2 separate regions of the Homo sapiens genome follow, and region 2 is linked to region 1. Evidence: read pairs that join two places in POLR2A ChIA-PET (ENCODE). Cell type or tissue: K562. All regions are shown on one strand. Links, peaks and the distances in the headings refer to the core of each region. The heading gives the core; the rest is flanking DNA.

Region 1 (16,838 bases), core at 5,357-10,356:
CCAAAGGTACTAATACTTTAAAAGAATCATGCAATAAATCCTCTCATCTTTTCAAGAAAGACAAATTCACCCTTTCCTGTATTTCTTGCATTCAAGACCATGAGTTTTCTGTGCACTATGCTTTCTTAAATCAGCACAACTATATGTCTAGTAGTAGCCACAAATTTTTATATAATCCATGACCAAAAATCAGCTTCTTTCAAAGTATTTGTGTCTTGGCCGAGTACAGTGAGTGGCTCACGCCTGTCATCCCAGCACTTTGGGAGCCGAGGTGGGCGGATCACTTGAGGTCAGGAGTTCGAGACCAGCCTGGCTAACATGGTGAAACTCCATCTCTACTAAAAATACAAAAATTAGCCAGGTGTAGTGGTGAGCGCCTGTAATCTCAGCTGCTTGGGAGGCTGAGGCAGGAGAATCACTTGAACCCAGGAGGCAGAGGTTGCAGTGAGCTGAGATCCCGCCACTGCAGTCTAGCCTGGGCGACAGAGTGAGACTCCATCTCAGAAAAAAAAAAAGAAAAAGAAAAAAGAAAAAAAGTATTTGTGTCTTAATAAAAGATTCATAAATATATACTACATCTAATATACTCATCAAATAAATTTATGAAAAGCCATCTTAGAGGAAAAATTGTACATTTTGATAATTATTTTCATGAAACTATTCCAAGGAAAGTTTTCCTCAAAGAATCTGAAATAATCATTATGCTGACTTTCTGAAACAAAATTCAACTACAGAATTTCAAAAATACTAGAGAAGATGACAAGCTTTCAAGCTACATTTATACCATTTCAATATACTGAGGAGAAAACTTTGCTTATGTTATCACCATAAACCTGACTGGCACTATAGCTTACAGAATACTTTCACCTTCTTTAAATGATTTTTTAAAAATCCTTGAATCCATGAATAAGTAGGGCAATAAGTAACATCATCTTGATTGTCTCATTTACAGAGGGGACAAATTGAACTTCCCACAGGTAAAATGGTCTGTGGAAGGTCAAGCTGCTTGTGTAAGTGGTGGAGCTGGGACCAGGAAGTTAGGCAAACCAACTCCCAATCACATATCATTTTCCTCTACATGACACCCCTTCCCACTTGTTAAAAACAGGAGGCAAAAACAAAATGTAAAGTGAGTATCAATAGAAAAGTAAGTTTTTCTACTATCTCCTTGAACTTATTCACTGAAAGTATATTTTTTCTTTTCTTTTTCTTTCTTTCTTTTCCTTTTTTTTTTTTTTTTTTTTAAAGACAGCGTCTCACTCTGCCACCCAGGCTGGAGTGCAGCAGCCCGATCTCAGCTCACTGCAGCCTCCACCTCCCAGGCTCAAGTGATCCTCCCACCTTAGCCTCAGGAGTGGTTGGGACCACTTCTTTCTAATGCCTATGAATCAATCTCCTTATCTAACTTTTTTGCGACAACTTGACTAAAAGCATGTTTTTAATGATCTTAGACTGATAGTGAATCGCTAGCATCCTGCAACCTAACTGTAGACTTCACAGACATGTTAAACAATCTTTAAAACTTGGTTTTTAGAGCCTAAAGAAAGTTACGTGACACTACTAAAATATTAAACAACTCTGAGAAACCCCTTGAAAGCAATTTTGATGTCAAATTAGGGCATGTGTCACCAAAATACTGATTAAAAACCTCATCATTCTAGTTCTGTAGATAGCCATTCATCAGTGATCAGAGATAATTAACACCAGTGACCATTTAACCAAGTATTTATTTCTATATAGCTAAGAGGGCTGGAACATATCTTTGTCCAGGGAACAATACTGTCGCTCCACCCTGGCATAAAGCATTCAATCAAACTCTAACTCATGGTATATGAACTCTGTAGTATTCACCCCACAAAGGATAAAGTTCTCTCAATTCCTCTCATGAGGAAAGTATTTGCACTTAGGACTCTTTATCTTCACTTTCTCCTTGGAGAACGCAACATTTATTTAATCTAAAAAGCCTAAAAGAGTCAATGTGATTTTAGAGACAATATACCCTAAGTGGCCACACACCCACGGTTTAAAGAGGAGATTGCTGTCATAAACCTACTTAGGGACTGATGGACTTCAGTCTGATATGCCACTGTCCTGCTGGGCATTTATCATCATTGGGCTGCGAGTGGGGAAAAGACCCAAGGAAGCTCTGCGGAAAAAGGAAGTTGATTTAAGTCATTGTTGCTCCTCTACATCCAAGCCAGTGAGATGAAGAATTTGAAACAATCTGCAGTTGGCCCCGTGATTTCCTGGGAGGCTCCGAGGCAGGGAAATGAATAGTTGCCTTCCTCCTAGTGCCTCAACTTTGGCTGTGGCATCAACTTTTTCTCAACTCTGCCCAACCATTTGCAAGAAATAGATGCTTCTTCTCCCATTATCCTGCTGCCAACAAGACTGCAAATGAGTTATTAGAACTATGTAGCATATGCACAGGAGTGTGATGTGCACCCAGCTGTGACTCAGGAGTGGAGCAGAGTGTGGAGGGGTCATCCCCTAGCCCACTGGCCTCCTGGCATGGGAGGTTTGGCCAAATCTAAATCACTGAGTGCAGGCAAGAATCTCTCCCTGGCCATCTCCAACTACGACAACTCTTTAGAATTGCTGGCCCATTTCAGAACCCTCTGGTCATCAAATCCCACGCCCTTATCACAAAGCTTATCTCCAAGAGATGGTGCACAAATAGACTAAGTCTGGATCTTACCTTTTGGCTTCCTCTAAGTGGCACAGATATTCATAAGCAATGTTCTGCCGCCTCCTCTCATCCATCTCCTCTGCAGAGAGCCTTTCATCGTCCACAATAGCTAGAAATAGAGGATAACAACATGTGATTTACAAAGGCAGTCTTCATTAAACACCTGAGACAATCAATCAGAAAAAAATCATATGCAGCTGAACATTTAACATTCAGAGACAGGAGTATTGAAACACCAGGCAGAGAGAGAAATTTGCCTTTGGATTTTACAATATCATTTCTTTTCCTTTATTTTTATTTTTTTTTTTTTTGAGACAGGAACTGGCACTGTCACCCAGGCTGGAGTGCAGTGGTGCCATCATGACTTACTGCAACCTCAGCCTCCTGGGCTCAAGCAATCTTCTCACCTCAGCCTCCCAAGTAGCTGGGACTACAGGCACACGCCACCACACTTGGCTAGTTTTTTTATTTTTACAGTATTATTTCTAACAAGTGAATCAAGGCCAGGTGCGGCGGCTCACGCCTGTAATCCCAGCACTTTGGAAGGCTGAGGTGGGCGGATCACAAGGTCAGGAGATCCAGACCATCCTGGCTAACACGGTGAAACCCCATCTCTACTAAAAATACAAAAAATTAGCCAGGTGTGGTGGGGGGCACCTGTAGTCCCAGCTACTTGGGAGGCTGAGGCAAGAGAATCAGGAGAATCACTTGAACCTGGGAGGTGGAGGTTGCAGTGAGCCAAGATTGTGCCACTGTACTCCACCCTGGGCGATAGAGTTAGACTCAGTCTCAGGGAAAAAAAAAAAAAAAAAAAAAAAGCAGTGTGCAAACGGGCAGGAGCTTCCATGGATGTCCTCATCCTTGTCCCATCCCCCTTCCTACCACTCCCAATTTTCCATTGTGGCTCCATTCCTTGAACATGGAGACCTCACCCCACAGCATTGATACCAACGGGTGTCAACAAAGATTGACATGTGTCAAAAACATTTTCTTTTTCTTTAATAAACTCAGTCCAATCTAAACTTTAAAACTGAGCTCTCACATTTCAGAAAAGTACAGAAGCTCTCAATCTTCCTCTGCACCTCCATTGCGAGAGTCCAGGTCTTAATGTCTCTCCCATAAAACTCTCAGAACAGGTCTAGTCACTCAGCCACTACCCCTTTTCCACTCATTCTCCCCATGGCCAACAGAAGCGTCTTCCTTATTACTTCCCCTCTCAAAACTTTTGATGGCTCCCCTATTTCCTACAGAACAAGTTCTAGAGCACTTTGCATCTCCCCACATCCAGGAAGCCCACACTTTAGCCAGAGCTCCCAGGCAGCACCGTGTTCCAGGACCACACCACTCCCTCCAACGCTGAGTGCTTCTGCTCCACCCTTCTCTCTGCCTGGAAAGCCATTCTCCCACCTTCTGCAGGTGGTGCCTTTCACATCATCTCAGGCAAAATTCCATGGATCTCTGAATCTAAATCCATTGGCTCTCCTTGGCACTTTAGTTCACATTTTTATTACATCACTCATCAGAAAAGCCCCCCACTGTAAATCAGTCTGTCTGTCTCTCCAAACTAGGGGATCCTTAGAGGAAGCTTTTGATCATCTTCATGTCTCCTGCCAATTTGTCAGGGCTCCTTGCACATAGATAGCACTCTGCGCGTACAGAAAAACTACCTTCCAGTGAATCCTCACTAAGTGAGCTCATCATTACTCCATAATGAATAGACTTTAAAAATTATAATTTTTAGGCCAGGCACGGTGGCTCACGCCTGTAATCCCAGCACTTTGGGAGGTCGAGGCAGGCAGATTACTGAGTCAGGAGTTCCAGACTAGCCTGGGCAACATGGTGAAATCCCATCTCTACTAAAAATACAAAAATTAGCCAGGCGCGGTGGTAATCCCAGCTGTAATCCCAGCTACTCAGGAGGCTCAGGCAGGAGAATCGCTTCAACCCAGGAGGCGGAGGTTGCAGTGAGCTGAGATGGCACCACTGCACTCCAGCCTAGGTGACAGTATGAGACTCTGTCTCAAAAAAAAAGTTATATTTCTTTCCCTGTGTTTTCTTAAATGATACCTGCCACACTCACATACCATCACCTAATCCTCCATCTCTACTGTTCTGAACAGTTAATCCCCAAGATACCTCATGATTTCCAGTTTCTCTTTTTAATTTCAGCTTAAAGACTTTCCCATTTCTGACAGGATATTTTCATTTTATAGTAAGTACTTCAGAAACAGTAAGGTTTGGATCCAAAATAAAACTCCTAGTGGGAGCCCATGTGCTTGTCACACCATCCCCAACTTGGAAGAGTGGGCACTGGAGTCACATTAAAAAGGCGGTGCTCTCCCCATCTTTCCTATGCTGCTGCACCCTTCCGGCCTCAACTAACCCCCCAGCAGAAGACAGAAGCCCCAGCAGAACCCCGTCCCTCGGCCTCTGCCCACAACTGCCTCCACAAACCATGCAATATTGTACCAGCCCAGGACAGCTGCTGAGGGGCTCCCAAACTCTGTTATCATCCTGTCCAAATAAGAGATTTTACTTAATGTGTGAATTAAAATACACACCCACAAAGCTTTAAATTGCAATTGCAACATATTGACCCCATCTAGTGGGATCCTACCTATCTTCCAGGCTTGACCCAGTGGGCACTTTTCTTCCCAAAGTCTTCCTGATTGTCTCAGCTCAAAATGCCCTCCTATCCTGCTTTGGTTAACAGTAAACTCCTAGAAGACGTATTTGTGTCCTCATGGTGCCCAGCACACCTCCCTGCACAGGCTGCATGCTCTGTAAAAATATATGATGAAAAAATAAAATATCTTATCGGGAAAGGCTCCCAAAGGGCTCCAAAATATCTCTGTGAGGTAATTTTATTTATTTACACTCAATAAGAGTATGATCATTAATGGAGCAAAGATAGCACCATTCTGTGGACTTTACTCAACTAATGTTCAATTCGTAGGTTCTATGTGCCACATGTGAGTCAAAGCACCAGACACAGGGTAATAAGTATAAAAAATGTGTACCCTCATGGGACTTCCTTGTACATACCCATTCCTTGCCTTCTGACCTTCTGCCTGGCCCACTGACTTTCTAACTACACACACTTTGGCCTCACCTTCCTTGAATGGGAGAGAACACCTTTCATAATCTACTGTCAAATTGTAAGTCTAGGAAGGTTAGGGAATTTGAGAAAATCTTAACAGCAAAAGCAAGTCCTTCTGGGCCACAGAGACTGCCTGCAAATATTTCTGCATTACTCAATATTTACTAAGTAGTGGCTTTTGATAAGAACCACTGGCATGGATAATAACACTGTCATTTAAAGATCCATCATGGAGCTAATAAAATAATTCACTTAAGATGTGGCTTTACTGCCTATAAAGGACGTTTCCATATGTTACTGTGTGGTTCTGTGGTTCTCATGATCACCCTCAGAGATAGGCATTATCTCTTTCCTATAAATGAGGAAACCAAAGTCAAGCAAGGGAAAGGGACTGCCCACAGCTATTTGCTGGGTCAATGGTAAAGCCAGGGCCGGAACTAAGGTCTGTCAACATTGCAGCCCTTATTCTTTGCCCAGTACCTCCTGCTGTTAAATCTAAGTGGGCCCAGGAAGGGACTTGTCACTGCCAAGCCCAAGAAGCAGGTCATTTAAGTGGCTTCAAAATTCTTTTCATTTTAAAGTAACTTGATTAACTGCAACCTCCACAGTTCATCTTTACTTGCTGCCGTGAACCACAAAAAACATGAGGACATTGTGAAGAACACAGCTTTCTGATGTATTAGCAACTCACAAAATACCACTTGCAGCATCAGATGACAGTTCAAAGCAATTGCATTCTATGAAAATTACACAATAAGGCTTATTCACAGATTCAAGGAGCAGAATGAAAGCAAGTTGTTAGAGAGTATTTTGAAATAGAAGTATAAATTAGAAATGAAAGGGTCCTTTAGGAGTCCATTTCCCAAAGAACACGTACAAAATCCAATGTAAAAATAGCCCAAAATCTACCTAATTCAATAAGGAGTTGACATGGTCGCTGTTTAATTTCCCCTATTCTCTACCTGCTACCTTCACACAGAGACACCAAGGCCACCATACACTTTGTATTAAAATTCACTCATTTGTTCAACAAACATTTGAGTGGCTGCTTGGTGCCAGTTTATTATGGAGATGGAACACAAAGTGATGAATATGACTCAAAAGGTCTCTCAAAGTTTTTATTAAACAATTGAAAGTTTGGCATAATTACGAAATGCTTAGATTTGAGGGATATATTGAAGGGAGGGTTGGCAAGAGGCCCCAAAACCAGGGCTTGGAATCTGTTCTGTAATAGGGTATTATTTAGGGTGTTTCTCTTCAAGGAAAAGCAGAAAACCAGGAATTACCAATTCATAGAAATATGTCCGGCTGGGGTAGCTCCCACCACTTTGGGAGGCCAAGGTGAATGAATCCCTTGAGTTCAGGAGTTTGAGACTAGCATGGGCAACATGGTGAAGCCCCATCTCTACAAAAAAATACAAAAAATTGGCTGAGTGTGGTGGTGCAAGCCTATAGTCTCAGCTACTCGGAAGGCTGAGGCAGGATTACTTGAGCCCATGAAGTGGAGGCTGCAGCAAACTATGATCGCGCCACTGTATTCCAGCCTGGGTGACAAAGCAAGACCCTGTCTCAAAAAAGAAAGAAAGAAAGAAAAAAATATGTCCACAATTTAGCATTTATTTTGTATTTTTAAAAATTTAACCTTTATTTATTTTCAGTAGAGAAAAGGTCTCACTATGTTACCCACGCTGGCCTTGAACTTACCCCTGAGCTCAAACAGTCCTCCAGTTTACGCCTCCCAAAGTGCTGGGATTACAGGAGTGAGCCATGGTGCCCAGCCTTAGCATTATAAATACACATTGTTATTCTATGTGTTTCAAAATTTCTACAAGGAATCCTAAGTATACTTGAATAGATAATTCATTTCAATTGTTCATTGAACCATCTTCTAAGAGTTGGGAACTGCTTTTATCTGGAAGAAAATACCTAAAAGGATATCTGCCCCCTCTCACAACTTAAAGAATAGTTATCAGAGATGGCATTTATACATCAAAGAACACACTAGAAGGAAGAGAACTGATTCCAAGACACTAAAACTGGGGTGGGAATGGGAGAATGGAATATAAAGATGAGAGAACCTAAAGTCCAAGATTTCAGGTAAGCTGATACCCTCTGTAAATTTGACCCGTGGTACATTCCTGCTTCATACCAGCTTCCAAAAGTATTTCACAACTGCTTAATCTTAAGCTTTAAAGGACTACATAATCAAACTTCCTTAAACTGAATTTTCTTTTGAAAAATAGGCAAACCCTAGGCCGAAGTTGTTAGTAAACCAATACGTATTCACAGGCACTCTAAAGAATCTGAAACGATGAAAGAGACTGCCACCCCCATGTTAAAAACATGGCTTCATCAAGACACTAAAATTATGAGACACTGAGCACAGGCCCTCGAGTCTCATCCATTTCTATATCCCTACCAAGGGCAAAAGAAATAATAGGTGCTTAGTAAAGGCTGCTGAATGGTGTGCTCAACTTTGTGCTTCAAGGCAGAGATGCTGTGTCCTTCCAAGTTTAGTCCTACGAAGTTTGCTGCTCTCATAATAGTCACACAAGATACTAAGGGCAGGGGAACTTTATGGAAAGCCTGCCTTCCACATCATTCCTGGAACTGTTCCCCCATGACACATTTCTAAGAACCTTCCAAAGTTATAAATCAACACACAACTTCAGAGGATATTCGGGTTAGACAAGGCTGTAAGCGACTATGGCCACCTACCATAATAACACAAAGCCCCAAATCTTCAAGTTTGGCATTAGAAGAATTTCCCAGGTGGAGAAGTGAGGGTAACTAACAGTGACAAGACAAGTTTACCAACAAGAGTTAGAGTTCCTGATTGGCTGCCAATACCCTCTTTGTTGCAGTGAGGTCACTAGGGCCTGGAATAGTTAAGAAGCTTGTCATAATTATGCAGGAAAATGGAGAGATAGTTTAGGCTTTACGAAAATAATTTATCCTTTTCTGCAAATATGCTTTCAATGTACATGGCATCAGGATCTACACATGAAAGAGGGTTCCTTAATCCCACTTTCATACAAAAGTCCCCACACTATTTTCATACTTACAAACATCTACTTAACACTTGTTGGTTTTGTTTGTTCTCTTTTTTTTTTTTTTTTTTTTTTGAGACAGAGTCTCGCTCTTGTTGCCCAGGCTGGAGTGCAGTAGTACGATCTTGGCTCACTGCAACCTCTGCCTCCTGGGTTCAAGCGATTCTCATGACTCAGCCTCTCAAGTAGCTGGGACTACAGGCATGCGCCACCATGCCAGGCTAAATTTTTTTTGTATTTTTAGTAGAGACAGGGTTTCACCAAGTTGGCCAGGCAGGTCTCAAACTCCTGACCTCCTGAGGGATGCCCACCTCAGCCTCCCAAAGTGCTGGGATTACAGGTGTGAGCCACTGCATCAGACTGTTCATTTGTTTTTAAACCAAGCCTGGGTCTCCAAACCCAGGATGTCTTTCCAGAATAGAAGAATTATTTATAAATTTCACACAAGAGAAAAATTCATTTGGTCCGCTGTGTAAATCTGAATAAGAATATCTAATTTCTTGCAAATCAAAACCAAAATGAGATACCATCTCACACCAGTTAGAATGGCAATCATTAAAAAGTCAGGAAACAACAGGTGCTGAAGAGGATGTGGAGAAATAGGAACACTTTTACACTGTTGGTGGGACTGTAAACTAGTTCAACCATTGTGGAAGTTAGTGTGGTGATTCCTCAGGGATCTAGAACTAGAAATACTATTTGACCCAGCCATCCCATTACTGGGTATATACCCAAAGGATTATAAATCATGCTGCTATAAAGACACATGCACACGTATGTTTATTGCGGCACTATTCACAATAGCAAAGACTTGGAACCAACCCAAATGTCCAACAATGATAGACTGGATTAAGAAAATGTGGCACATATACACCATGGAATACTATGCAGCCATAAAAAATGATGAGTTCATGTCCTTTGTAGGGACATGGATGAAACTGGAAACCATCATTCTCAGCAAACTATTGCAAGGACAAAAAAACCAAACACCGCATGTTCTCACTCATAGGTGGGAAATGAACAATGAGAACACATGGACACAGGAAGTGGAACATCACACTTTGGGGACTGTTGTGGGGTGGGGGGAGGGGAGAGGGATAGCATTAGGAGATATACCTAATGCTAAAGGACGAGTTAATGGGTGCAGCACACCAACGTGGCACATGTATACATATGTAACAAACCTGCACATTGTGCACATGTACCCTAAAACTTAAAGTATAATAATAATTAAAAAATATATATATATCTAATTTCTTTTTTCATTATCTAGAAACCCAAAGCAGCCCATGGAGACATTAAGGCCCATATACAGAGGGCTGGCCTGCAGACTGGGTTTGTGGGTGGGGTGTATCTAGAACCCTGCTTAATTTGGAAGAATTATAGGCAATGATTCCTAGATTTGGGATTTCTTGGACAATTACAATTTCAAGACACAGTTTGGAAACCAAACCTCTTACTTATTACCAAGTAGGCACAGAGAAAATTCCATTTGCCCACTGCCTGCTCCTATACACTCTGTCCTCCCATCCCCATACAGATCTCAGTAAGAAAGAATGAAGTGTCAAGTTTCCAAGGCCAATTTAAAAAATTTAACTCCAACAACAGAAGGTAATTTAAAAATCTTTAGTTTGGATAAGCTTCTACTATATTTAGAAGAAGGGAAAGAAACTCAACTCCCTATGACTCGGTATGAACCTTTTATGCTTTAACTGTTGGTCAGGGCAAAATGTCTCAAGTTATTTAGAACCAATCCTAAAGTAATTCTCCCTATTCTCTATAGATAATGAATAGTTTAAAGACCCAGATATTTACATAAACTTTAATGCCCCATAGAAATAATAATATTTTACAACTGTTAAGCAGAATTAGCAGGTCTTATAACAACAGTCCTCTGGGCTGTTCCCAAGGAGTAGCAAGTCACTGCTAACACCCTGTCCCTATCCTCACAAAAACCACCCCAAATAGTAAAATAGCAGAGGATATTCCTACAAAGTTGGAGGCTTTAGAAGACAAGGGAACAGTGAGCCTTGGCTTAATTTTCCCTTGACTATTAGGAAAAATGAAAAAATAGATCACACATGATTCAATGGTACATGCAAGAAAATAAAACAATCTCTTGGTTACAAGTGGGTTTTTTTTCTGTATATTATACAGCACATAACTTATTCCTCTAATCAATGTAAGCTCTTTATGATGTGTTAATAAAAAAACACAGACAGAAAGGATTAATACTTAACATGCACTTACTACATCACATATTTTGCATATATTACTTCTTAGTCCCTGCATTCCTCTTTAAGATAGGAATTGAAGGCTGGGTGCGGTGGCTCATACCTTTAATCCCAGCACTTTGGAAGGCCGAGGCGGGTGGATCATGAGGTCAGGAGTTCAAGACCAGCCTGACCAACATGGTGAAACACCGTTTCTACTAAAAATATAAAAACTAGCTAGGCATGGTGGCGCAAGCCTGTAATCCCAGCTACTCAGGAGGCTGAGGCAGGAGAATTGCTTAACTGGGACCTGGGAGGCGGAGGTTGCAGTGAGCCAAGATTGCGCCACTGCACTCCAGCCTGGGCTACAGAGCGAGACTCCATCTCAAAAAAAAAAAAAAAAAAAAAAAGATAGGAATTGATTGGAAAATACATTTTTCGAATAGGAAACAAACTCAGAGAGGTTAGCTAATTTAGTCTTTGGTAATTCTAAGATCATAAAAACAGGTAAATGGCAGAATTGGGATTCAAAACAACTGGTTCCAAAGTTCATGATCTTTCTACTAAACTGAAGTGCCACTATCTCCCTGCATGTAAATGCTTGATGACATCAGCAGCCATTAGGCTTTTCTGAGGGTGTTGCTTTTCTGAGAGTGTCGCTATTATTATAGATATCTTGTTAATCAGCAGATAGATTTGTGTGAATTTGTTTTTCCCTGAAAACCACATAAAATTAATGTTACTATCTTGAAAGTATAAAAAGTAAAATTATAGGCTTTTTTCTCAGAGATCCAAAAATCTCAAATATAGTCCAGCAACAGAAAAAAATTAATATTCAATATTGACAAATTAGATCACATGAGGAATGCCAGGGTTGTAATAAGATCAAAAGAAAAAACAAGGGCTGTCCCCCTTCCTGGGGGGAGGGTAGAGGGATAGCATTAGGGGATATACCTAATGTAAATGATGAGTTAATGGTGCAGCACACCAACATGGCACATGTATACATATGTAACAAACCTGCACGTTGTGCACATGTACCCTAGAACTTAAAGTATAATAAAAACAAACAAAAAAAAAAAAAGAAAAGAAAAAAACAAGGGCTGGGCGTGGTGGCTCACGCCTATAATCCCAGCACTCGGGTAGATCACCTGAGGTCAGATTTGTTCTTTTTTTTTTTTTAATTCTTATACATTTTCCAAATATTCTATACCATTTACCTGTATTACTTTACTATATCTATATCAGAAATAACAAGAGATTAAATTTTTTTCTTTTTTTAAGACAGTCTCATTCTGTTGCCCAGGCTGGAATGCAGTGGTGTGATCTCAGCTCACTGCAACCTCCACCTCCTGAGTTCAAGCCATTCTCATGCCTCAGCCTCCCAAGTAGCTGGGATTACAGGCACACATCACCACGTTCATTTAATTATTTTGTATTTTTAGTAGAGACGGGGTTTCGTTGTGTTGGCCAGGCTGGTTTTGAACTCCTGGCCGCAAGTGATCTGCCTGCCTTGGCCTCCCAAAGTGCTCAGATTACAGGCGTGAGCCACTGTGTCCAGCCTAAATTTGTTTTAATGTTCAGTTGCAGAAAAAAAAATAATAATAATGAGGAATAAGCATTAATACCAGGTCCACTGCAAAGGATGACTTTCATGCATCTAACTGATCTATCTGAACTTCTAGAAAAGGATCATGGTCATTCAAAATGTACAATGAATATTTAGTCAGTTTTACCGTATTTTTAAAAATCACAGAAGTTCAAAGGCAGCAGAGAGGAAGTGATCAGAAGATGACTAATGCCATGATATCTTATTAGAAGGCCCAACGGCCTAAAGAGATAGCGTGGGTGTGACAGGCTAATGGGAGAAAACAGGTAGGGTAAGAGGTGAGTGAAAGAGAATGAATGGAAGGGAACCTAACCTGGACAGTGACGAGAAGGCTGCAGCAAGCCTGTGTGACATGAAATCCAAATTAGAAGAAGAAAGAAAAACATGGTGATGCTTTTCATAGGCAGGACTGGCAATAGAAGGAACAAGAGGAAGAGGAGCACGGTATGGGGGAAGAAAAAGGAAGTCAACAAGTAACAGCCAGCACACTTCGTGACTTCAGATGGTGGAGGTGGAAACAAGCCATGGCTTGGCACCAGAAAGTCACCCCAATATGCCAATTTACATAAAGACAAGCTTGTTCAATTAAGGGGACAAAACATAAAGGCATTTCACTGTTCCAGGGATATACTAAGGAGCTGACTTTAAGTCAAAACTTATATTTGGAAGAGAAGTTTAATATAACAGACACAATTAGAAGACTATGATGTTGAACAGATGGGTGCTATTAATGCAAGCATATGCTGTTAGTGAGTGTGAATTAACACATGATTCAGGGCAATTTAAAAAAGATTGCCAAAAACTCAGCTCTCAAGTGGATCATACTATGCAAATGGGGATATGTTGACAATACAGTCATGGATCAAGAATATATTTCAATGTGATTAGATTCAGGACTAAAGCCACCTAGGCTAGTTCTCATTAGCAAGAAGTTTCTCTGGTTTAAGTAGGATATGAAAATCAGCTCAGGTCCACACATTTAGGGTTTGTAAGGAGACCAGACTCATGAGAAGTCATAAAACACTGCATATGGTGCCAACAGCAAGCAGCAAGACTTGAACCAAACATGCTGAGCTCTTCAGTTTCATAGAAGTAGTACATATTTATAAAGTGCTACCACATAAATTCTCTCATATGACTAAAACAGCTCTCATCAGATAGATGGGACAAATATTATTACCTCCTATTATTACCTCCACTTAACTAAGATTCAAATGGGTTAAGTGCTTTACTCAAGGTCCTAGAGCTAATAGATTGCTCTATAGAGTTGGTGTGTATTTAAAACTATTCTTGGTTTTTGTTTAGTCTTCACTGACCTTTATGTTTTGGAGGTACCCTATTATATTAGTGCAAACATTTTTATTCTTTTAGGTCAACAGCACAGGAAGCAGTAGGAGGAAACGGAATGGCTGATGTGGGAAGGGAGTTGGGTTGGCAAGAGTGGGTGAGGTTCACATCGAGTTTGCAGGCTGAAGATAATGTATACAACCCGTGATTGTGTAAACTACTTGGAAAGTGTATAAAATACACAGAGAACAGCTCTCTCATGGGAAAGAATTTACCCCACTAGGGCAACAAAGCTGCAAACATTTTGGTTTTGGCTTGTTGTGTGCTTTTTGTTCTAACATGCAGTACCACTGCTCTCAGAAAGTAAATGGTCCCAAGTTTAGAAAAGGATGTTCTTATAAACATACAACAGACATGAAGGTTTTCAGGTATTATGATTCTTTAGCCCAGAGCTGAAAGAACTTTATACAAGAGCCAGAACAGCAACTACCTTAAATATAATTCATGCTGTACTGCTTCAGATTTAAATAACTGATCTCCTCCAGGCGTTTAATTCTTGGCTGGGAACTGGATCGTGGTACTGTATGTAAATTCCCTCATGCCACATGTCAGCTGCAGACCAGAGGAGATAGCCAAATCTTCTCTGTGTATTAGCCACTAAATACAATTTCAGAATTAAGTCATGAGAGCCCTGCCAGCATTTGTGCAGCAGAAGTGTCTACAATTATGAAGCTAGGCAGGGATGGAAAATTATTCCTACTAATGGTCCACTAGGTGCAAAGTGCTGGCAGAGAATTATGGAGATTCAGAATCCTAAAATGCATTCCAACTGCTTTATAATTAAAACCAATAAATACAACAACAGAATGTGTTTCTTCTGATACATGGCAAAGTCTCTAACTAATGTTTAAATAGTTGCAGGGCACTTCATGGGTAGAGAAAAGGGATAAGGTGGAAGAAGGACTTTGTACCTCAGTTTACAATCTAACAGGAGAAGACCCATTTAACAGCTGGAGAAAAGTTATAAAGCTCCTTTGGAAAAAGTACCAACTCATTAAAGTAGAAAGAATAGAAAAGCCGAGGGAGGGAAAAGAGGTTGTTCAATAATGGGATTAATCAGAGCCAGTTTTCTAGATGAAGAGAGTTTGAAGTCAGGTTTGAAGGACGGGAGAGAAAGGAAGTTAGGTGCAAAACACATCTGGAGAAGTGAAGACAAGAATAGAGAAATCGTACACACACATCAAGGCACATTTCTGTCCCAATCCTCAGCCTTCAAAGTCTCTGTTTTATGGACACAGCTAAGAGGGCCATTCCCCTCCACCCTTCCAAGTCTTTGAGCTTCTCCAGAATAGGTGAAGGGAGACCCCCAGGTCATTTTACAGCTGTTTCTAAGCTGGGTAGATGAGAGGAGTACGGTTGTGAGATGAAAGTGAGAAGATCAGGTGACAGCTCAAAATCAAGAAGCTGGGCAGATGTTCATTCTATTGATAAAAGTTCTTTCAAGGTGGCTGACTTGGAACACCTAATAATACACATACCTGCAAGAGAATCATGTACAGTTCACTGGGCATCAATTGTTAAGTCACTGATGATATTATAATAATTACTATTAATTTAATACTCAAACCAAGCTCATTTTGCCAGTTGACCAGTATTCATAGTCCATGTGGATCTGCTTTTTCTTGCAACATGTTTAGAGCTGCACCCATGGGAATGGGGATGGAGATTAAAGATAATGGCTCTCATCTGCCCTTCAAAATCCTTGCTTCCCCATTTCCTCTCCTAGTGCTCCACCCACTACTATCCTGATGCTTCCACTTATGGAGAGCCTTGAGCAGCACACCAGATGGGTTTCTTGCCCTTGGAGGTAAAGTCCTCTGGAGTAGTCTTCAGGTACTCCAGATCTTCAGCTACTCCAGATCCCAAGCCAGCCTTCCTTTCATCTTGATATCAGGTCTGGAGGAGTTAGAGTTATCTAAGGGGAGACAAAGGGCAGAGAGAAGAGATCCAGCAATAAAAGAAGGCTGTGAATTCCAGCATGTAGAGACCTTGCTACATGAATAAGTAAGGATAGAGGGCTAGGAGAGGCACTAATAGAAGCAGCAGGTGAGGCTTCATCTCCTTATCCACCCTTCCACAGACACAGACAAAGCCAGCACCAGCTCCTCTTCATTGCACAGCATTTAACCCACAACAATCCTATGACACTGGTATTATTCCCACTTTACAGAGTGGAAACAGAGGCTTGAGACAGCCCAACCATTTGTCCAAGATCACAGATGACACATGGCGAGCACAGCCATGCAGCAGTCTGACTCTTACCAGCCACGCTACCCTTAGGAGATGCAAACCAGCCTTTCTGAGTCTCTCTGGACCTCCACACATCCCCAGGCTTCCCAAATTGTGCAGCAATAAGCTTTTTCATAGAAAACCCTACATGCAGAAGAGAGGAAACACATGGAATGAACAAGGGGTGAAAAGGAATATTTGGGGGCACAGCTCAAAGTCCAATTAGCATAAAGTATCATGTCTGTCTCACCCTTTTAAAAAAATCATCCATTTTTCATTTTAATCCACAATTTATCTGTGTTTCAGTATTTAAAATAGAAGGGGTTCCCACCCCCAAACTTAGTAAAATTGGCATTTTTGAGAAGATGTGCTATGTGTACCCCACGGGCTGCATAGGTCTGCATACCAGCAGCTCCTGGTTTAACAGCCCAGAGGTCTCAGGCCACATAAGCAACTTCATGTTTAACCAACCAAGCACCCACCCCAGCTTAGCTCACACTTGGTCAAACATGTGCAGGCAGCTTAGGGAACCCAGCTGGGAGGCATCATTCCTGGGAAGAAGCATCTTATTCAAGACCCTAGACCCACCGATTCTGGCAGC
Region 2 (16,838 bases), core at 7,081-12,080, 390 kb after region 1:
AGGACTTTTGTTCCTCAATGCAGGGTGTCGTCTTGTGATGCTAAAAAACAAGCTGTGAAAGACACCTAATGAGCATGAGAGGTCTGTTTTCGCATCAGCAAAGTGGTTTTCATAAAAATAATTCACACTAAGTACAGATGCTATAGTGGTTATATTTTATAATATACACAAGAAGCACAGTGCCTAGTACACAATGGGTATAGAATAAATGTCAGTTGCTCTTCCTCTTTTAGTAGTCAGGGCAAGGTTTTCCAAAGCCTGCGCTTTGGAGAACTGGTTTTGTAAGATGCTCTGGAAAGTCAGAGTTACACCTGGCTTCCACAGCAGATGTCTGAAGACAGCCCCATACTCTTGGACCAAGTCCACACAGCTCTCCACTTCTCCTCACTATCATCAGGAGTCTATAGCAAAGTGCAGACACCTACTCTTCTTACCCCAACACTCAGCTTCCACAACACTCAAAACTATTTTTTGTCTCTTTTGTAATTTTAATCGAAGTATTACTATTCATTTTTTTTAAACTCTGTCTTATAAGCACCACATTTTAATATCTAAGTCAATATTGGGTGAAAGAAACACCACCAAGAACTTCCCTCCAGAACAAAACAATGATGTTCATTCCTCCAAACATCCAAATTGAAAGTCTATCACAACCAAAACAAAAAAACAAAGCCCACGGAGAAATAAAAAGTAACAAAAATCACATTCTAGGGTGTTAGTGCATTTGGCAGTCTTTGCTGTGCTGTTGAACCATCCTTCAGCTGGCTTTCAAAAAAAAAAACACCCTAAGCTCATCAAAATATACATTTGCCATTTGCTTTTTAAAATTAAAAATAATAATTAAAAAGAAAACTTCAAGGAATTCACAATCAATTGCCTGACTTGTTTCAATGTCATGTACAGCATATGGAAGTGAAAAAGGCCATTTGCAGCACCTGTGATTAAGGGATATTCATCTTCAGGGTTTAGCTTTCTTCCAGACAGCGTAAAATACCCACAATTCGAAGTTTGAAGGGACATAGACGATCTCCTTTGAGAATTCCACAAGGCAATACAGGCACCCAAGCTGTTCTTCATAGAGTGGCAGGGCTTCTGTCAGATTGACACAGTTTGCCTGTGTAAAATATTTCCCATCCTGTTTCAATACATTCATTCATGGGTCAAAAATCAGTCTGAGAAACTCCCACATGGAATCTTGTTCCAGAGATGTGGAGATTGGAACAGCTGTCAAATCGTTAGTCACACAATCCAATTCTCTCCCTTCTTTGGTGTGCCTCTTCAGTATTGGAATGCAGTCTTCTATCAGAGCCTGATAGCAGCCTCCTTTAAGATTGTCTACAACATCACCACATGTTTTTTGCATATATTTCTTACATCCATCAATCACCATTTGGTCAATCTCTACCATAGTGACCATCTTTGATTTTAGTTTGACTATTTCTCATAATATGCCCCCATCTCAGCCTCTGAGAAGCAGTACCTCTTTGCCAGTGAAATCTGCTTTGCTGCTGCCCGTGATGGCCCAGGTATATGCCAAATCACTCTGCCGAATCAACATCCCTACTAAGGATGAGAATATTTCCAAATTGCTTCTAGTGTAGAATTGTAATGTTCCAATAAGGTGAATCTTCATTGTACACCACTTCATCTATGTCATATTCAACCAGGCGCCCATCGGTGGTGGACCAATGTCTGTTGATGGCCCCTCTTCAAACTACAGGTGGTAATCGCTTCACCAGCCCAGTACTGTCTTGACTCAATTCTTTCATTCTTTTTTCTACATTGTTTGAAAGGCTGTCGATCTCTTCTTTGCCCTGCAAGTCATCATTGTAACTCTGAAGGTCCAGCAACACCAATCCATGTAGGTAAATTCTCAAATTGGCAAAGATGCTGTTTTTGTGTTTCTGTCTGTAGGTTGCTAACTAGCCATTAACCTGCCAGGTGTGCAGACTCTGCCATCCCCTGCTCCTGGAAAATGGACTGGAGGCCTTTTAGAATGGTCTTGCCATCAGCTTTGGCACCGAGCATGAAGTTGATCTTGCTGTGCCATGCTGCTGTGACAGTGAGGCGAGGCCCTCCCTGTGCCATGCCTCCGGTAGGTGGCTGTGGGAGCCAGGGGGTAGGGGCATGCCCGTGTCAGGCTGTGGCCCGCGGGAGTCAAAACAGTATGTTTTGAGTCTACCAATGTTCGTCTTGTTAAGCCCTTAATGCCTGCTTGTATCAGTGAACACAAGAAGCCCCAAAATCTCAAGTGCTTTTCTCATCTCTTACATTCTAATACTCATAAGGCTCAGCACATCCAGTATTCTGTCCCTTTCTCACTATCCAGCTCCTGAAACCCTCTGACTATGCCTCCTGGACTTCAAAGTCCACTGTTAGCAAAATGCCCAATATCCTCAACCTCATCTCCAAGTATTCTCTTCACCTTTCTATTCTCATGGAAGTATGGCTTGCCCTCCTAAGAGGCTGCTCTCCCACAACCCTCTCAAGTGATGGCTGACTTTTCCCTCCAATGCTTGCATCACTTGTGTCTGGAGATAGGAAGGTGATGTCCTTGTTCTGCATTGCTACTTCCAGAACATTCTTCATCCCTCCTCCCTGAAACCTACTGCTATAAATCTCCTTTCATCAGGTTATTTCACCCACTACTCTTAGATGTGGCTAGCATGCTCAGACCTCCAGGTCACTCTACAACTTTCCTGATTGACTCCTAAGTTGATGTCACTTCCTGAACACTAATCCTGCCTTAATCCTTGGCAATTTAGTATACACACAGGTATTCATTCCAACCAGTACAATCCTTGGACCTGGGCAAACAAGGGGTTGGTCTCCATGCTCCATATATTAAACAACTCTAAAGTTTAAGAGGCCACCTCTCTGGTGGCCAGGTTCTATTGGTGGGGTCCTTTAAGCCTACACCCAGATCCACATGGACCCTATCCCTGTTTCTCCCCTTCAGTGTGCTCTTCAGCTTTCCTCTGACTCCAAAACTCATTGTAGTCTTGACCAAATGCCCCAAGGAGCTGCAGAGCTCCCACTTATGAAGTCAGCCATGGACATGTGGACAGGTCCTGGTTCTAGGAAGGCAGTTTGGCAAGTGGATTGCTCTTGTGGCTGGTGCCCCCATTTCCTTTCCAAAATTGTGGAAGATCAGCAACCAGAACCAGAAGGGTGCTGCCACACTGAGTTTGGGTAACTCACATTGTTTCCATAGACACCCCTGTCTCCTACCTTCCTACTCGCCCTCTTATTTTATGTTTTTAAAAATTAGTTTGTTTGAATCAAGATCCAAATAAGGTCTACCATACATTGCAATTGGTTGATATGTCTCTTAAATCTCTATTTATCTATTGGTTCATCCTTCCTTTCTTTTCCCTTCAGAATTTACTATGGATGAAGAAACCATATGTCCTGTAGAGCTCTCCACAGTCTGGATTTTACTGATTTCGTTCCCGTTATGCTATTTAACATGCTCTGCTGCTCCCTGTATTTCCTGCAATCCAGAAAATAGATCGAGAGGCTTATCAGAGGCAGGTTTTGTTTTTTTTTAAATGAAACTACTACATATGTGTCGTTTAATTAGGAGGCATATACTAATTGTCACTTTTGTGATGTTAGCAGTTGTTGATGATTATTGCTACTTATCCACTATTTCATTTGGGTTTTGCTAAATGGTAAAATTCTAATGAATACTTCTTAAACAGCCATCCTCCTATCCTTTTACGAGATGTTTGATAGTAATATGATGGGGTAGGTTTTCGTTGCCTTTTTAACGTGAGGGGGATACAAGACAAAACCTAGGACCTGCCCAAGTTATTGAATCTAATAGTGAGGCACAGCCCACCCTCCATTACAAGCAACCTGAAGGTTTACACTTTCAGTGTAAGGGAAACCAGAGATCAATGCTCCCTACCTCTACCAATATAGGGGACTGCTGAAAATGTTGCCTTGATGCTTAGTAAAGCAAGAGAATGTGGCTATGCAGTAGAGGTAGAATATGCTTACCTGAGAAATTTCAACTGAATACAAGTCATAGAGCTCTCTAGCACCAAATTCTCAACAAACTATGAATTCAGTTTAATATTGGGTTGGTAATTTCCCAGATCCCTGATAGAAAGAAATGCAAATCCTATGTGGAGGAGCCCTCCCTCATCCTGGACTTCAAAAAAAAATCACATAAATAAATGAAAGTTAGAAAATAATGAAGCACATAAAATAACAACACACAAGGAAGCATGATAACATGAAGTAGCACCAGCAGATATAACAAAAGAAACTTCAATCTTTTCCTGAAGAAAGACTTCTTTAGTTAAACTTCAATAGTTAGAACTATTGGTCATAATTTTCACTGTACTTGAAGAAAAATATGTGCAGGCAATAGGAAACTATAAGGAATAACCAATCATATTTAAAAAGGCACCAGATCAATCTTCTATCCAACTCTGCTGGTTGCCCTACCAACATCCAGTCCAGCTTCCATACACATATGATACTTTATGCTTACCTCAGAGAATCCTGATTTTATTTAGGGATTTACCTTTTCAAAAACTACACACATATATTTAACAATACAGTTTTATACAGAATGCTAAGAGCACTTTTCATATTTTACAGCAGGGCTTGAAACAATATGGACCTTCTATTAATGCTCATTCCATAGCACAACCAAATATAACTCCTACATAGATGCATTACAGTGTGTTTAGAGTTTAAAGGCTCAATGGAAATAAGATGAAAAAGACTATATAAGGAATTTTACATAACTAATTGGAAAATAAATGCAAAAAATAGTAAATAAAATTTAATATGGTCTCATGTGCCCTGAGAGAAGTGGTGCCTGGTTTGGAGGAGTAATTGCTATGTGCAAATAATCTATTTGGAACTGCTGCCACTTTAGGGTTATTCATCATTCACCCCTTTTCTACCAGACATGACACTTCCAGTTTCCTTTACTTGATAGCAATGTCTTTTAAGATCCATAAAACAACTGCAAAATTGAAGTTTGTGCCCTTCTTTCTAGCTTCTGGGTAGACTTCTTTTACTAATCTAGTCAGTTAATTCAAGGTTGCATCCATCTAAGTGTGGATCTGCCACTCACTGGACCACAGGACAGCTTGGACATGTCTTCTCTTGGTTGGTGGGCATCTCCAGATCTTTGTTAATTTCTTCCAGTGCAACGCATGACTCCACTGCCATCTTCTTCTGACAAGCTCTCGAGATTCTTGCCCAGAGCTCCGACCCCCTCAGCAAACTGAGATCTACCACTTTTCACATGACCTTTAGGGAGTGGGCTTTAGGGAATGGGCTCATTACATTCTAATTGGTCCAAATCAGTCATGATAATTCCTCTCTCCCTTTCAGTTATTGGTTTGGGCATGGATTTGTAACACAATTCTGCTCAATGACATTTGCAGGGAAGATTTCTAGACAGCTTTTGGGAAAGCTTTCCTTACTCCCGAAAATATAAATGCAGCAAAGAAGTCCCATTTGTGTCTTTAGACATTATTTGCTTGAATGTGACATATAGAACTTTGCAAATATCCTGGAATCATGGAGGGGAGGGAGCCTGATGACATAACACATGAAGGATGTAAGAGTCAAGTGAATTTCAGAGAAGTGGTGCCAGAACCCTGGTGTGCCATGTCTGGAACAGCCCTACCTCTGTTGTGTAGTAATACATTTCCTCTTTTTTATTTTTTAGAGCCACTTTAAGTTAGAGACTTTTGCTCACAGCTGAAAGCATCCTTATACTCTCTCCAGCCCTAAAAGAGCACCTGGCACACAGTAGATACTCCACAAATGTCTACTGATTTGAGTTGAGCTGTGTTTCAAGTTTATTTCTGTTGGGAAAACAAGATGGATGTCTCCATCTGTTGTATTCCAAGGTTCTAGCACAGTTACTACATCATAGAATGTGTTTGACAAATAATTGCCTAAAGTCAGAATGGCTTCAGTATCTTAACAAGCAAAAGGGAAGAAGCTGCCCCAGGCAGGGTCAGAGAAAGAAACTCGGAAGAGGTCTCTAGCCTCCTCTGGTGGCTCAAAGGGGAAGGCAGTGTGTCACTTAGAAGTGTGTGGTAGGGTAGAGATGAGAAAGGAAGATGAAAATGCCCACAAGAGATACTTTTTTCTGAAAGAGGCAGATTTTGATGTCTGGAAAACATTCTTGTTAAGAAGGAGAGAGATGAACTAAAGGAAACTCTAGGCCATTCAGGGCCGTACCCTGAGTTTGCTTTATAGGCCAATAACTGAATCTCTCTATGTTGTTTGTTCCTATATTATCTGCACATCTAGGATAAGGTAGTTTTTGTCACTCAGAAAATGTCTCGCCTCAGTAAATGTGGCATCTGGTAAGATGCAAGGAAGGGGGATGTTCCTCATGTCTCAGTCCCAGGAAGAAGAGCTACCATTACCTGAATGGTGGCTGAGAAGAGTGGAACCGCATCACACAGCATTGTGGGGTCCCAGGGATTGGTTTGGAGACTCCAAAAAGAAGTACAGCTTCCCAGAAGAAGCACAATTTACCTGCTTTAAATCACTCCATGATTACACAGTGATTTAAAGTGCAAACTCCTTTGCCTGTTCGTGTGTCTCAAATCAATGCCCACCAGAGAGCCAGAGCCTTCACTGCAGAGGAAGTTCTGAATGACACAGGCCAGGATGGTTTGACCCATCTCTGCCCTTGGCCACCCCAGTGCTTGCACAGTAGGTCTGTGAACCCTCAACCAATGAGGGATGAGAAGACATGGATATTCTGGGCTAATTGGCATACCCCACAGACTCATCAAGTTTCTCTACTTCTTTTTTTAAAATTAATTTATTTTTTATTTCAATAGGTTTTTAGGGGGCAGGTGGTGTTTTGTTACATGAATAAGTTCTTTAGTGGTGATTTCTGAGATGTTGGTGCACCCATCACGCGAGCAGTGTGCATTGTACCCAATGTGTAGTCTTTTATCTCTCACCGCCCTTCCACCCTTTTGCCTGAGTCCTTAAAGTCCATTGTATCATTCTTATGCCTTTGCATACTCATAGCTTACCTTCCACTTATGAGTAACAACATATGATGTTTGGTTTTCCATTCCTGAGTTACTTCACTTAGAATAATAGTCTCCATTTACATCTAGGTTGCTGTGAATGACATTATTTCATTCCTTTTTATGGTTGAGTAGTATTCCATGGTGTATATATATATATATATATATATATATATATATATATATATACACACACATACATACCACATTTTCTTTATTCACTCATTGATTGATGGGCATTTGGGCTGGATCCATATTTTGCAATTGCGAATTGTGATGCTCTAAACATGCATACAGCCAATTAATCTTCGACAAAGCAAACAAATACATAAAATTGGGAAAGGACATGCTTTTCAAAAAATGATGCTGGGATAATTGGCAAGCCATATATAGAAGAATAAAACTGGATCTTCATCTCTCACCTTATATAAAAATCAACTCAAGATGGATCAAAGACTTAAATCTAAGACCTGAAACCATACAAATTCTAGAAGATAACATTGGAAAAACCATTCTAGACATTGGCTTAAGCAAAGATTTCATGACCAAGAAACCGAGCACAAATGCAACAAAAACAAAGATAAATAGATGGGACTTAAACTATAAAGCTTCTGCAAAGCAAAAGAAATAATCAGCAGAATTGATAGCCCACGGAGTGGGAGACAATCTTCACAATCTATACATTTGACAAAGGACTAATATCCAGAATCTACAAAGAACTCAAACAAATCAGTAAGAAAAAAATTCCAACAGAAAGTGGGCTAAGGACATGAATAGACAATTTTCCAAAGAAGACATACAAATAACCAACAAGCATATGGATAAATGCTCAACATCACTAATTATCAGGGAAATGCAAATCAAAACCACAATGAAATACCACCTTACTTCTGCAAGAATGGCCATAATCAGAATCAAAATAATAGACGTTGGTCTGGATGTGGTGAAAAGGGAACACTTTTATACCATTGGTGGGAATGTAAACTAGTACAATCACTATGGAAAAAATGTGGAGATTTCTTAAAGAACTAATAGTAGAACTACTATTTGATCCAGCAATCCCACTCCTGGGTATCTACCCAGAGAAAAAGAAGTTTCTCTACTCCTGTGTAAAGTTAATCAAGCTATACCCACCACCTGAGATACCAAATACCACCTTCTCTACTGTAATTCTGCAGCCATTAGGGAAAAGCATCCTGCCCAGCTTCACACTTGTTAGCTCTTAGGGTCAACTGCATATATGGCTCTCATTACTTACCAGTTTCATTATAAATAATTCCATTTCATTTCCTGTAGTACAACAGCTTTTTGAGGGCAAGGACATCACATTTTCTACAATATTAAATCCCACAAACTCTCCAACACAATGCTTTTCATATGAAAGGTGCTAAACACATTTTGAATAATTGTTCACACATTTAATTAATTTTTCACATTTTTTCTTGAACTTTGTTTTCCAAAATAAGGATTATCAAGAGTTTTTCTATATAAGGAACTCATGGCTTTAAATTCTGCAGTGCCTTCTTTGGAGGGGTAATGGCATAACAATATCTGGAGAAACCTGCATATCTATAGTTTTTTTAAAATTTAGTTAAAAAAACAAACAAACATGTGCCCCTTTTCTGACAAGGGTAATCTCTTTGAATTTTTTCTCTCTCCTTTTCGTTCAGTGATTTCTCCTGCTGCTCTAAGCTCTGGAGCAAGTGTTGTGGATCCTCTGTATCCAGATGATTTATAGCTCAACTCTGAATATTCCCGTAGGTCTTCCCCATTCTCACTGCTAGAATTTCTTTTTAACATTCTACTATAGGTCTATTAATGCATTGAGTTCTATTAAATTATTTTCCTGCTCAAGGGAAAATTATCATCTTCATGTTCAGAATTTGTCTTGTATAATCTTCCTGCTCCAAATTAGTGTTCTAACACTCAGCTTTTCTATTTTAATAATAGACATGCTGATTTCCCTACATGATCTAGCTATTAAAAATGCATGTAGTAAGCTCTCAGGAAGTTAGGTTCACTTCTATTTTTAGCATGATCTAAAGGTATTGGTGCTGACCAACTTTTGGGTCACAAATGGCTTTTTGAGAAGCAGCAACACAATGAGTGTTAATGATGGAAACATTCGGTATTAATAGTCTGTCTAATTGGTTTTCCCTTTCTCTACACTTAGACTACAGCTCTTCCCTGATAATAAAGATATTTTTAAAACTATCTCTTCACTCAACTCCCAGTCCCAAGTTTGGTTTCTGGGTACTCTATTAGCCATTTCCTGCATGACAGTGCATCCTATACCAACATTAAATCTCCCATAATGCAATTTGTGCCCACTTTTATATGCATCGGCAGCTCAGAACTGCAGGTTCTTTTATAACTCCTGCTCGGTGCGTCTTCTCCACATACTTTCCAGAGATTCTCTGCAAATCACACTTTTATGACTGACATAAAGTCAAATCAAGCTTATCCTAGGTTATTGTCAATTCCAAGGGAAGGAGAAGGAAGCCCCATTTTGGCATTAGGTCTAAGCTATAGTTTACTAAAAGCTCTGTGTTTGAGGACTGTGGAGCACTTGCCTGCTCTCTCAAAAAACCTAGGAAAGAAGCGTCTACCCTTTTTCCACCTCCTTCTCATTCATCCCACGGGAGGTGGAGTCACATCACTAATGGGTACCCTAAAAGTATGGTGGGTTCCATCTTGTCCCTCTGCCTCACTGCCTCAGATATCACCTTAAGGCTGTGCAACTCCTGCATCCAGAAGAGGTAACTCATCTCCGAAGACTTCCTGAAAATGGAGGCATAGGGAGTCCTTGGAAGAAGAGAAGCTGGTATAGGATTTCCATCAAAGAGATCTCAAAACACATTTCTCCAAACTGTCCCAGAGGGAATGCAGAAGTAGCATAGTGGATAGAAGATATTCCAGATCATCACTTCTCAGAATGCTCAGTGAAGAGATTTCCTTGATAGGTAAGACCAGAAGAGCATAGAGCGCAGTGTTCATGAACTACCAAAAGATGGCTAGAACTTGACATGCAGGCTTGACATTTTGGTACCATATCATTTTTATGGCCACCTTCTACATACCACCCTTCCCAAAGAAGACAAAGTCCAGACAGTGTTCAAAGATAAGTGGGAATGAGCAGTGCTCTTAGAGGTGATTGTGCTGAGACCTCAGAGTCCCAGAGAAGGCAGAGCTATGTATTCTTACTTACAAAGCATGTCCAGATTTACCTCAGGGGAGAAGAAGAGACTGAAGTGCCACTGAAAATTGCTATCTTCTTCCTTACAGAGTGCCTTAACCTTGGGGACAGTAGAAACCTGCCTGATAGAACAAGGCCTGGGCAGGAGACAACCACAGTTGTCTCTGTGGTGCGAGATTTCCTGTTACCTGGAAACACATGCACATAAACAGGACACTTGATGAGGCTCTTTAGAGTAAAAGGAGCAAATGGAAAGAACTCTGCTTGGATCATGGGCAGGTGGGCAGTGGAAATCTGATGAGGGTTCAGGTTGGTGAAATCCCCCAGGAACTGTCTCCTCTCCAGGATGAGAGAAGCCTAGCATCCTGGGTGTGGGCTGGGGCCCTGGAGACCTGGGCTGTTCTCAGGTGTGGGGCAGGACTGGACTCCAAGCTGCAGACTGTGGAAGATGACCTGAGAGACAGTTTCCAGGAATAAGTGATAAGCCAGCACACAGTACAACTCAGGTGTCAACCCAAAGGGGCTGCACAGACCTGGAATCTAATTTTGTGTCCTGTTATCAGTGTAGGATCTGCAAACATCAGAAAATGAACCTGAGACTAACTTAGGCCACGAAAGGGTGTGTGTGTGTGTGTGTTTGTGTGTGTGTATGTGTGTGTGTGAGAGAGAGAGAGAGAGAAACGGGGGTTGGAGACAGTGAGAAAGAGAGAGAGGAGAGAGGTTGGAAGAAAACCAAAGAGAGGAGAAGCAAAGACAATCCCCAAAAGAAATGAAGAACCAGGTTTGGGAAAGACAGGAGCCAGGAGATGGCTGAACTCTCAGAAGCATCTTTTCAGGCTCTGCCTTTAGAATGATTCGGCTGCCTCTGCATTTCATCCTTGTGTGACTAGCCTGGGATTCCCGGGAGAGTCTGAAAGGCCCAACCTGGGGCACATGACAAGTGGAGGGATAAGCTGCCTGACTGATATACTCACCAGGACCACAGGGAATGTGAGGCCTGAGCGGAGGGGCCCTGTACAGGACAAAACAAGGACCTACACTACAGGGCAGCAGAATGACGATCAGGGATGTCAGAGGCTTGACTGAAAGGTAGAGAGTGCAACATGGAGAGATACCCAAAGGCAAGGGTCACTCTCCAGCACTTCCACAGCCTCATTGAGATGAGAGGATGGAGCCATGAATGGAGCTGCTCAGACAGATGGAGCAGCCATAAAGTCAGACAGATGGCCTGGAAGGGGAGGCAGCCCCTGTCCTCCTTGATTGATTCTCAAAGCATATGGTGTTGATATAGAGAATCTGCACCCCAGATTCTTGGCAGAGAGCAATTACAACTTCAAACCTTCTTCTGCTCATTTCTTATGAAAAGATCAATTGTAACTAAAACATATTTAGGAAGGAGCTGAAGACCATGCAATGCATCCATTTGATACTTTGAATGTTACACCCCTATTATGTGAGACCAACTGGGTGAGCTGCATACCTGAGCTGTTTTTCTTTTCTTTTCTTTGCACTTCATTTTTTGTATACTTTGCAGATGGTATTAATTACACTGATGCATTTGTGTTATGCCATGAACCTGTATACAACATATTATAAGAAACATTTTACTACTGTGGGGATGGTGGCAAGGGCTTTGCTCTCTAGGTCGGGCTGTGTATCCTTTAAGGTGACCTAAGGAACTTTTCTTTCAACTCTCGGTATCAGTAAAAATTATGATACATATATGCAAATAGTTTATTTTGTCTTAGTTACATTTTGTCCTCTTATATAGCTTTTGGTAAAACCTCTTTCATTCTTCTTGGAATGTTTTAAGTTATAAATAAATAAGAATATAGACAATTATTTCTTCAACTTTTTTTAGATCAGATAATTGCTACTATGTTAACTATTTTGAAGAGTACAAAGACATTGAAAACTTTCCAGTCAATTATGAAACTGGAAAACCATGACACACAAAAACCTACAGTGATAATACAAACACACACATGCACACACACACTATGGAACAATCTCAAGTGTGGACGAAGATGCAAAAATCCTGAACAAAATCCCAGCAAATTGGATATGGCATTATATATATTTTTTAAAAAAGAGTAAACACAACCTCATAGGTTTCATCAGGATGAAGGCATATTCTAGTGTTAGGAAATACATTAATAATAATCATATGATCACATAAGAAAATTCCATGATTGTATCTCAATATATGTTAAAATGTTAATTCTTAAAATTTCACACCCACTCCTGACTCTTTAGAAATCTAGGTATAAGGAAATACATTCTCAGGAAGATAATATTTATGTCAAACTGACAACCATGTTATCCTTACTAAGCAAACACTGGGGGCATTCCCATTAAAGTGAGAATGAAATAAAGAGGCCTATTATCATCAGCATTATTTAGCTTGGTTTTACAAGCTCTGGCTAATGGAATACAAATATGGACCAAAGATTTGAGACGTAAGAATAAGAAAAAAGTAGAAGAAACTATCATGATTGATAGTTTTAGAACTGTAAATGGATAAACATCAAGAGAAAGTTAATTTAGTAAAATGGCTGAATATAGACACATGGGCAAAAAATTCATAACTACTCTACATATTGGCAATAATCCATTATAAGGTATAATTGGAAAAGATACTATTTATAAAAGGAAGAGAAAACATAAAATACCTAGAATAAACTTAGCAAGAAAATTGTGACAACCACATGAATAAAATCACAACATTTTACTAAAAGATATATAAGAAATGTTGAATACATAGAGACACATATACTCTTGAATGGAAAATCTGAATATTTTGAAGATATCTATTCTTCCAAAGTCAATGTATAGATTTAACAACATACAACATCTTAAAGGAATTTTAGGGGAATGAGAAAAAAATCAGTCTAGATCCTAACCACATGAACTTTACCAAAATTAATTTCAAATAAAGAGTTATTATAAAATTATTAAGGCAGTTAAATACTAGATAAAATTGAAGTTTATATTTGTCAAACCTCTCAGTCAGTGCAGAATTTCTAAGCTTAAAAGCAATGGAAGAAATTACAAATAACAATAATAATAATTCATTGACTGCTTCCAAAGATACTGTGGAAAATTATACTAAATAACAAAGAGACTTTTTTAAGTCAAAAAATCACAGTCAGAAAAAATAACTGGAAAATATTCGTGACAAATATGAAAAAGTTTGATAGGCTTGATAGTCTTACCACACAAAACACAAATTATAAAGGAAAAAAAAAGACCTCAGTAAGTAAATGGACAAAGAAAATAAATTGCAAACCACCAAGGAGGAACTATAAATGAGTAATGAAGAAATACTCAATTTTACTAATACTCAGTAAAATACAACTCAAAGTGACAATATCTTTTTGACAAAAACATTTTAAGGGAAAATTATGTATTAGTTAATTTAGATCACATCTTTTTTCTTTAAGAACTTAAAGTAGTTAACAAATCAATTGTAAAAATTGTTTTTAAGGTGAGAAAACTAGATTGAAGCCAAAATAAAGTGAAACAGTAAGCCTTCCATGACACTGCAAAGTGAGCTTTTAAACTCCCTACTGGCCAATGGCAAAATAAACACACATAGCTGTAAGACTCCAAATGACTATGGATACCAGTTGTTCACTTTTCCTTGGCAATGAAGTCTGAGAGCAATTTCTCTACCATGCTTTTTTTTTTTTTTTTTTTTTAACAGGGTCCTTTGGTGACACAGAGGACCATGTCTTCAACAAGATCTGTACAAAGACAGTTGTGCATGGTTCTTTCTCAGAGCATCCCTTCATGTGAACCTCAGTTCAGTTACTTTTTAAAACAGGGAGGAACATATGAAGATGAAACAACACAGAATTCTGGTTCTTTTTTTTTCTTCTTCTTCTTTTTTATTATGCTTTAAGTTCTAGGGTACATGTGCACAACGTGCAGGTTTGTTACATATGTATACATGTGCCATGTTGGTGTGCTGCACCCATTAACTCATCATTTACATTAGGTATGTCTCCTAATGCTTTCCCTCCCCCCTCCCCCCTCCCCCCACCCCAAGACAGGCCCCGGTGTGTGATGTTCCCTTTCCTGTGTCCAAGTGTTCTCATTGTTCAATTCCCACCTATGAGTGAGAACATGCAGTGTTTGGTTTTTTGTTCTTGTGAGAGTTTGCTGAGAATGATGGTTTCTAGCTTCATCCATGTCCCTACAAAGGACATAAGCTCATCCTTTTTTATGGCTGCATAGTATTCCATGGTGTATATGTGCCACATTTTCTTAATCCAGTCTATCATTTTTGGACATTTGGGTTGGTTCCAAGTCTTTGCTATTGTGAATAGTGCCGCAATAAACATACGTGTGCATGTGTCTTTATAGCAGCATGATTTATAATCCTTTGGGTATATACCCAGTAATGGGATGGCTGGGTCAAATGGTATTTCTAGTTCTAGATCCTTCTAAAATGTCAGGAAAGGTCCTTTCTGATAGACCCTGAAAGTGGTTTAAACTGGTGCTGCTATTTGAGGGGTTAAGGAAAAAAATTGCAACACATGCCAAGAGCTCTAACACCATTCCTACTGTTTGGTGCAATAATCCCCCTTCCGGAGTCTATCCTAAAGTAGAACCCTAAAAGGAAACATTGCCCGCAAAGCTGTTCAATGCAGTGTTATTTCTAACAGCACAAACTGGAAATATCTTAAATATCTAAAAATAGAAGACTGGCTTAGCATATTATGGTGTACCTGTTTGATAAAATATCAAGTAGCCATTCCAATGATACCAATGGACAGTTTCTAATAACATAAAGCATTAAATTATATTAAGCGAAAAACCTAGAGTGTAAAAATTGATGTGTAGTGTGATCTCAACTACATATACTACAGCTAATAGAAACACAGGAAGGAAGTATTCAAAATGTTAAAGATTATTTCTTATTTCTCTATGCCGTTCATAAAAAATTACGTATTTCTTAACTAGAAAGAATAAATTTTGAAGTTCATTGTAGGCAGACGGCTTACTAAACAGATGTAATCACTGTGCTTAGTGTGAACTTTGATCCCCATGAAGAGGAAGCTAAGATAAATGTGTTTTTCCCATGTCTTTGATTTTTATAATTTCTGGTTTGCCACCTTCTGACAGATATTTAGACTTCTGGCCTCGAGGTATTGATGCACGATGTTTAAAAAGAAATATTTTACTTTAAAAATGTATATTCCATTTTCTATTTTCAGTCACAGGTTGCTGTTGCATAAGGTATTATAAGAAAATTTTATCAGGCAAGGGATACAATTATATTTTAAAAACCACAAAAGTTTCTATTTGCTGAAGCTACATGCACTGAAGGTTCAGATCAGTATTTTGTTCTTACTTGAAATCTTGTTTTTATATTATACGTAATAATTTTGGGGAACCAAAACATTCAGAGAATTTTTTCCAGCGAAGCTAAAAATGTGATATTAAATAAGCCTATCAACAACATCAAAACCAACCACTCACATAACAAAGGCAGTAATAAATTACAAGGTTTGTTTTCCCTTTTAAGATTCTTTTAGATCTAATACTTACGAGAAAAAGGAAGACAGGAAAATAGCTTTCTCTGTTGTTCTTTTGATTATTCATAAATACATTGTTCTTAGAATTTAGATGTGTTTGATCTTAAAATCACTTTAACAATAGAAAAAATATTAGCAGTTAATATAGCATTTTGATGTTCTCAGAACACGATATTTGAAAGAGGAAAGGTTAGGGAAAGGTTGACCTTAACCTTCTGACCATCTCAATCCAGTTCCTGCCAAAATATAAACTGGATTTCTGCTACAAGGGATCCGGAGAAGAAGGAAAACGATGGGGCCCTTCCTTGGTATTTGAATTGTAGACTCCCAGTGGCCAGGAACCATCTCTTCCTGATTTGCTCTGAGTAGGACCTAACACAATACCCCACAAAGAGAAGGCTTTAACAAATGCTTTTGGGGATGATGACGGAGCAAGTGATGTGCAATATGCAAAACTAAAACAGAGGCTCTTAAGGGCTTCACTCCAAGTAGAAACAGCTATTCACATAACAAGTTTAATGCACACATTTTTTATTCTTTTTTCTTGTGTTGCTTTTGCTTGTTTGTTTGCCACATTCATGCTTCAAGGAAGACTCCCGCCTGGTGGGAGGAGCCCTTGTGGAAGGCTCACATCTCCTCTCACGTCCAGGGCCTGAGCTCTGTGGTTTCTTTGAAGAAAGAGAATGGAATCTGGATCTGGAGATCTGGAATCTTTCTCCTCCAGTCCTTTCTCAGATTTCTGTTCCACACTCTCCTCACCTGTCCTGAAGTCTAGTATTAGCTTTAATCTCCCTCTGCATTGTGCAGCAGCGAGGGCTTATTATGAAATACCCAAAATATCTGTGTGGAGTAAGAGGATAGTCTTATATTTAGGCTGCAGCCCTCCTCATGCTATGCTGTTCTTTTCCTCCCTTGTTCCCCACCACATTGTTATCATTATGTATTTTATTCTTTTTTTAAAAAATCGTTTTTGTAAGTTGTGATTGACAAAACTCATAGGCATCCAGGGTACATCTGCCTTTCTAAATAATTCAAAGGATATCATGTAAAATTGTTTAAATGTTG

What was found. ChIA-PET counts read pairs that join two places held together with the same protein. Peaks named below come from ENCODE experiments on the same cell type or tissue, not always from the same donor. Only the 100,000 strongest peaks of a DNase experiment are listed, where the experiment ranks them.
Region 2: POLR2A ChIA-PET joins it to region 1 with 5 read pairs; 2 of 35 experiments call an interaction of 5 or more read pairs at or near these places.

Annotation. Positions count from the first base shown.
Region 1 is chr5:76,447,530-76,464,367 of GRCh38, reverse strand. It overlaps IQGAP2 (IQ motif containing GTPase activating protein 2), which reads right to left. Exons shown (of 36, transcript NM_006633.5): 2 at 2,699-2,798. Among named protein-coding and RNA genes, the nearest start is that of IQGAP2, 53 kb to the right of the region's middle. In K562, for the core only: no CTCF peak of the experiment used is centred there; DNase peaks (open chromatin) are centred at 8,427 and 8,647.
Region 2 is chr5:76,063,889-76,080,726 of GRCh38, reverse strand. It overlaps a transcript of SV2C not described here, the pseudogene SAP18P1 and the pseudogene LOC100132039. Among named protein-coding and RNA genes, the nearest start is that of SV2C, 11 kb to the left of the region's middle. In K562, for the core only: no CTCF peak of the experiment used is centred there; no DNase peak of the experiment used is centred there.